Regions from separate parts of the Homo sapiens genome. Here region 1 is linked to region 2. Evidence: read pairs that join two places in POLR2A ChIA-PET (ENCODE). Cell type or tissue: CD4-positive, alpha-beta T cell. All regions are shown on one strand. Each heading gives the region's core, and the rest is flanking DNA. Links, peaks and the distances in the headings are about the cores only.

Region 1 (2,922 bases), core at 291-2,790, 130 kb before region 2:
AACTGTAGAGAAAGGAGAGGTCTTTATTTAGTCCCTTTGATCCCAGAGATCAAGTGACTTGCTCGGGATCACACAATGATTAAAGAGCAGAACTAGAACTAGAATCCCAGATTCCCAAATCCCAAATCAATGTTATTTACTAGGGGAATAAAAGAAGGAACAAAAAAAGTATGGGAGAATCAGCTGCACCAGGTTTTTCTTTACTAACAATTCTAACAGCTTGATGTGTACATGTTCATAACGTAAAGAGACTCGATTTCCCCTCGGGCTCACTCCATTTGTCCCTGGTGCTACTCCTGGAGGTGCAGGACCGTGGGAATGGGAATGGAGTTGAGTCAGCACACAGCTGGCCTCTGTATCTGTGCTGCTTGCCTTCTCCCAGGAAGATGGCTTTGGGTAGATGCTTTCTTGAATATATATAATGCAGCATTTGTGGAAACTTTTCTGAAGTCCACAAGAACTTGAGGAGATTTGATGGAGAACTGCAATGAATACTGTCTTTTTTTCTTTTTAAGGGGTTGGGGGCAGGTTCTCATTCTGTCACCCAGGCTGGACTGCAGTGGTGCGATCATGGCTTACTGCAGCCTGGCCTGCCCAGGCTCCCACCTCAGCCTCCCAAGTAGCTGAGGACCATAGGCACATGCCACCACATCTGGTTAATTTTTTTTTTTTAATTAGTTGTAGAGACGAGCTCTTGCTATGTTGCCCAGGTAGTCTCGAACTCCTGGGTTCAAGTGATCTACCTGCCTCAGCCTTCAAAAGCGCTGGGATTACTGGCATGAGCCACCACACCCAGCTAAATACTGTCTTTGTATGTTTGAACACAAACATGTAAATGTATACTCTGTAAACACTAAACTGATTGTTTCATGAGGACTTTCCAACCTTTGCTGGGAGAGAATTTCTCTGAATTCCACTGAAAAGGCAGAGAGGAGTACAGGTGAATTAATGTAGTTGGCTTGCTTTATCTGCCTTCTCATTTTCTTTCCATTTGAACCTGAATGTCAAAGAGCTTTGTTCTCGAGGATCTATCCAGCTGACTCCTAGACAGGAAGCCCAGTATTGAATTATGAGACTATACCCAGTATTCTTTATCATACAGTGCTTTTATACCTGCCAATATAATTGACTGATGCAAAATGGGACTTTGACACATGAGTCTCATTAAAGCTGGCTTGATTATTCTTGACAGTTATCTTTTAGGTATCCTTTAGTTTGTTCCCTATGTAAGACATCAGGCTGCAAATTTAAATACAGACTATCATGAAAATGACTGAAGTAGGAAAAACAACAAAAACACCTCCATGCTTTGAGCCTAAGGACAAAAGAGAATAGCTAAGCTGTTAAAGTAACTAAGAATACTTTTGCCAGTTTGCAGATGACGATGAAATCTGTTGAAAGAGAACTTCAGATTTGCTACTGAGTTAAGAGATTTTGCCTGCAGATAGGAACATTCCACCCTGCTACCTCTTTTTCATTTTGCAATAATACCATTGCATTGTTTCAGGTGTTACAATCATTGTATATTATTTTGTATTCATTATTGTGAATCTTAGTAGTGGGGTTATATTCCAACAGAGTTATTGCTATGATCTTGCCCTTGTTCTGATACATAGTATCCAATTACAGCTACAAAGCAGAGAGCTGGCAAGCAGGACAAAAGATGGATGCCAAAATATGTCTTTCTGTAGTTTAAAAATGTGTAACTGAAGGAGCTTCTACTTTAGTAATTAAGTCAATCAGAGGAAATAGAATCTGAAGGTAATAATAAGACCATTTTGCTAAGAGGCCACAGTTATAAATTAATATAGAGGGGTGACTTAAATTGCTTATTAAATGTATTGGTTTAAAAGACAAGCAACCAAGTTAAAATGAATATTGAATGTGCAACTTAAATAACATGCTTGACATGAAAATTTTAATATATTTTTTCTTACAGTACATGCATAAAACCTAAATAATCATAACAAGTTAGAATAGCTATAATCTCCCTATGATTGTGTGCGTGTGTGTGTGTGTACACAGTTGTAGGTCCTGAGAGTTTTATCATATATCATGACATATAATTGTAGTGTATATTATACTCAAGTATTAAAATAAGAAAACATAGTTTTAAAACACAGTGATGAAATATGGCAAGCACCATTTACTACCACTTCAATATAAACTTGAAATAATGGCTTAATTTCTCATGGACAAATACAGATCTGGACACATGTAAAGGTGCTTTTTTTCATGTAACTTGCTTCTTCTATAAAGGTGCTTTTTAAAAAAATAAGTGGGTCAGCTAAAGACTTTCCTGCCATTAAAATGGATTATAATGAATGGATTATAAAACAGGTAGAGGGTGCTCATTGTTAAATTTTATACCATAGTTAAGGTTCCACCAATTATAAAAACCATAATTTCCCTCAATAGATTATAGTTATAAAAATGAAAGCTGAAAATGTCTTTGTGAAGCTGGCAATCTTTATCTATTGCAACGTTTCCTGTCTTTCCGCTAGTGAGAGTTTCAACGGAGCCTGGTCTCTGGTATGTGGATGGTCTCCCTGCTTTATAAAGCATGCCAGGCTGAACAAGATGAGCAGGTGCCTGAGGGCACAAGAGTATGTGGCCATCAGGCAATGACAATAAAACCCTACAGGTGATTATAGAAGACTGAAAATGTAAGCTAAATTGGGTCAGAGGTTTAATTCTGACGTGAATTAAATATATGGAATGCTTGAAAAGGTGCCTGGCACACAGCAAACTCTATTTAGTCATGGTTATTGGTATCATGAAACAGTCTGAAGAAGTGGGATTACAGGGAGTTCCTGCCATGGCCCTGACTGGAAGTGGATGGGAATGTCAACAAACCAGGTGCTCTCCCTTCCCCGTAGATACTCCTGTATTTATGATCTGCAAGCATGATGCATTCTCTTG
Region 2 (2,922 bases), core at 145-2,644:
ATTTTCTAGATCAATATTTTTAAATAGACTACTAATTCATTTTATAAACCGGGTACTATAAGATTTTATGAGTTGACACTTGGTACCCTGTAAGTATCCAAATAATCAAAGAAGGAGAAAGTGTGAAGTCAAGGAATCCCCTAGCTGAAAAGAAATTCCCAATACCTGGAACAAAAAAGATGGAGCTTTTAGAGAGCAGACTTTTTCTCCAGCAAAGATCCACAACTTCCATTTTTAAATGTAAGACGTAAGGGAGATTTATGATACAGCCTACTTTGTCAGATCATATTATTTCATAAAGTGAAGGGTCAATTAGGTGTTATTATTATCAAGAAAGCATGCTGTAATGCTTCGTCTTGTAGATGCTGTAAAAATTACCTGTCTGATTACTTTAATTCATCTTTTGGCTACTGTCTGCAGAAATTCACTCAGTCCCTAGCTCACAGGTATGCAGACGTACTGAGAACACTTTGGGAAATAAAAGCAAAAAAAACATTGGGTCCTTTCCCCTAAGGAATGAACAGTGTATTTGGGAAACTAGGAAAAACAAACAAACAAAAAAATGGTACCACAATGCAAAACTGATGAGGAGATTAAAAAACAGCTCAAGATGGAGATTTTTAGAAAGAACTTCTTGAAGGAGGTGCATCTGTAGGCTGAGAGAGATGGTTTAGCAAGCAGGCATCAATGCATCCACAAAGCTTTACACTTCAAGGAAATCATAGGAGAAACAGGGTCTTCTTTGCTGAAGATCTGTTTATTTTGCAAACAACAAAGAGTCAGAAGAGCCATGTGAAGTTTCCATGGGGAATCCAGAAACTAAACTTCTGCCACTGGAAATTACCTCAAGATCTTTTCCCAGATAGCCTGCTCTTCCCCTGCTTCCAATCATGTCCCTCAAAGTCTTCTTTTTCAAGCATAAATATCCTTAGTTCTTGTAACCACTCCTCCTATGAGGCAGTTTTGCGTGCTGCCATTATTTTAAGCACCCGCCTCTGATTGGACTCTAGCTTAGGGCCTCCCCTAAGTCACGGGACTCAGAACGGAGCAACGCTCTCCAGGAGTGATCTGAGGATGCAGAACACCATGGGGTAGTTGCCTCCCTTGATCTGTAGCCTATACTTCTATTAATATGGCCCATGATTGCATGAGCCCTTTTGGCACCCATGTCACACTGCTGACTCATATCGAAATTGTGGTCAACTAAAACCCATGAGTTCCCATGCACTACTACTAAGCCAGATCTTTCTTTCTTTTTCTTTTCTTTTTTTCTTTTTTTTTGAGACCAAGTCTCGCTCTGTCGCCCAGGCTGGAGTGCAGTGGCGCAATCTCGGCTCACTGCAACCTCTGCCTCGTGAGTTCAAGTGATTCTCCTGCCTCAGCCTCCCGAGTAGCTGGGATTACAGGCGCCCGCCACCACGCCCGGCTAATTTTTGTATTTTTAGTAGAGACGGGGTTTCACCATGTTGGTCAGGCTGGTCTTGAACTCCTGACATTGTGATCCGCCTGCCTCGGCCTCGCAAAGTGCTGGGATTACAGGCATGAGCCACCATGCCCAGCCAGATCTTTCTTATTCTGTACTTACACTGTTGATTTAAAAAAAAAAAAAAACCCTAGGACAGAGGTTTAAATGTAAAGACATTTATTTCTATTTCACTCGATCATTTTGATAACAACTTGTCCAAATCTTTCAGAGCTAGGGTATTAGCTTCCCCTCCCTGCAGGTGAGTACTTACCTGCTGGTGCAGCTAATCTCATGATGGATCTCTGGCCTCTAAAGGGCCAGAACTTCATTGTCTCTTTCCTATCCATAAATTCTCTGCAACCGTGGATGAATCTGCATCCTTAGACAAACTAGTGGGCCTCAATCTTCCTAAGTAAGATAGGAATAAGTGTGAATGGCCATTTCCTCCTTGCGGTGAGGATATGCGACAATGAGTTCGATGTCTGCAAAACCCTAAGGAAATGTCACTCAGAGGCAGCATTAGATGAGGAGAGAAAAAGTTTATTTCAGGCTCTCAGCAGCTTTCAGAAGACTTGATTATCCTGATCACTACGTGTGAAAGTTAATGACTTCATTTTTGCAGTTATTTTAAAAATATAACTGGTTTATCTGATTTTTGGTTGTAGTAACATCACGTGATGGTCAGTATCATTTTACACATTATTTGTAATGTGAGCAAGTGCCATAAAGCATATCTGCAAGACTCATTTAAAATGACTCTCTTCCCTCCATCACCTCCCCCAGCCCCATCCTCAACTCTACCCTCTTCTGTTTGTAATACGGGACTACAAAGATCTTATAGTTTAGGTTTCCGTCAGACTTTTGGAAACCTTTAAAAGACTTACCAAGCTAGCTTAGAAGTTCATAGATTTTCATCCCTGGCCAGCGCAGAGAGCTCACAGGTAACTTGTATAATATTTATCATTTCAAGCTCATAGAAATGTCATATTTCAAAACACATCCCTGAGAGCAGTTTTTTTGTTCCTTATAGACAGGTGCAGGGAACATCCAAATTTTTCTAGTCTGCCATTCTAATGCACATTGTGATGTTGCTCTTGTGACCCTATAATTATTAATTTTCCAGTAGCCCCTCCCCAACCTTTCACGTGATTTTTAATCCAGGGCCTGGGCACTCGTAGCAGAGTGTGATCCTAGGACCAGCAGCAACGGCACCGCCGGGGAGCCTGTTAGAAGTGAGGATCTCAGACCCTGCCTCAAACCTATTGAATCAGAATCTAAACTGTGAAAAAATTCCCCTGGTGATTCTTATGCACAGTAAAATCTGAGAAGAACAGATCTAGAGTGAAGGGATTTTCACTCCCATTTTACCCGCTGTAGACCTTATGTTGTAATACAAAACTTACAAACTTCCATTTGGTGTTTATTAAAAGGTTAGAGTCCTTAGTTAAAATGTTACC

Evidence for each region. Peaks named below come from ENCODE experiments on the same cell type or tissue, not always from the same donor. Only the 100,000 strongest peaks of a DNase experiment are listed, where the experiment ranks them.
Region 1: POLR2A ChIA-PET joins it to region 2 with 6 read pairs; 3 of 35 experiments call an interaction of 5 or more read pairs at or near these places.

What each region holds. Positions count from the first base shown.
Region 1 is chr22:39,775,395-39,778,316 of GRCh38, forward strand. The region is part of intron 5 of ENTHD1 (ENTH domain containing 1); the gene reads right to left. Among named protein-coding and RNA genes, the nearest start is that of ENTHD1, 120 kb to the right of the region's middle. In CD4-positive, alpha-beta T cell, for the core only: no CTCF peak of the experiment used is centred there; no DNase peak of the experiment used is centred there.
Region 2 is chr22:39,909,146-39,912,067 of GRCh38, forward strand. All of the region lies in intron 1 of GRAP2 (GRB2 related adaptor protein 2), which reads left to right. Among named protein-coding and RNA genes, the nearest start is that of GRAP2, 9.5 kb to the left of the region's middle. RefSeq lists an enhancer at 1,037-1,346. In CD4-positive, alpha-beta T cell, for the core only: no CTCF peak of the experiment used is centred there; DNase peaks (open chromatin) are centred at 1,166, 1,957 and 2,281; H3K4me3 peaks cover 1,662 bases; H3K27ac peaks cover 1,046 bases.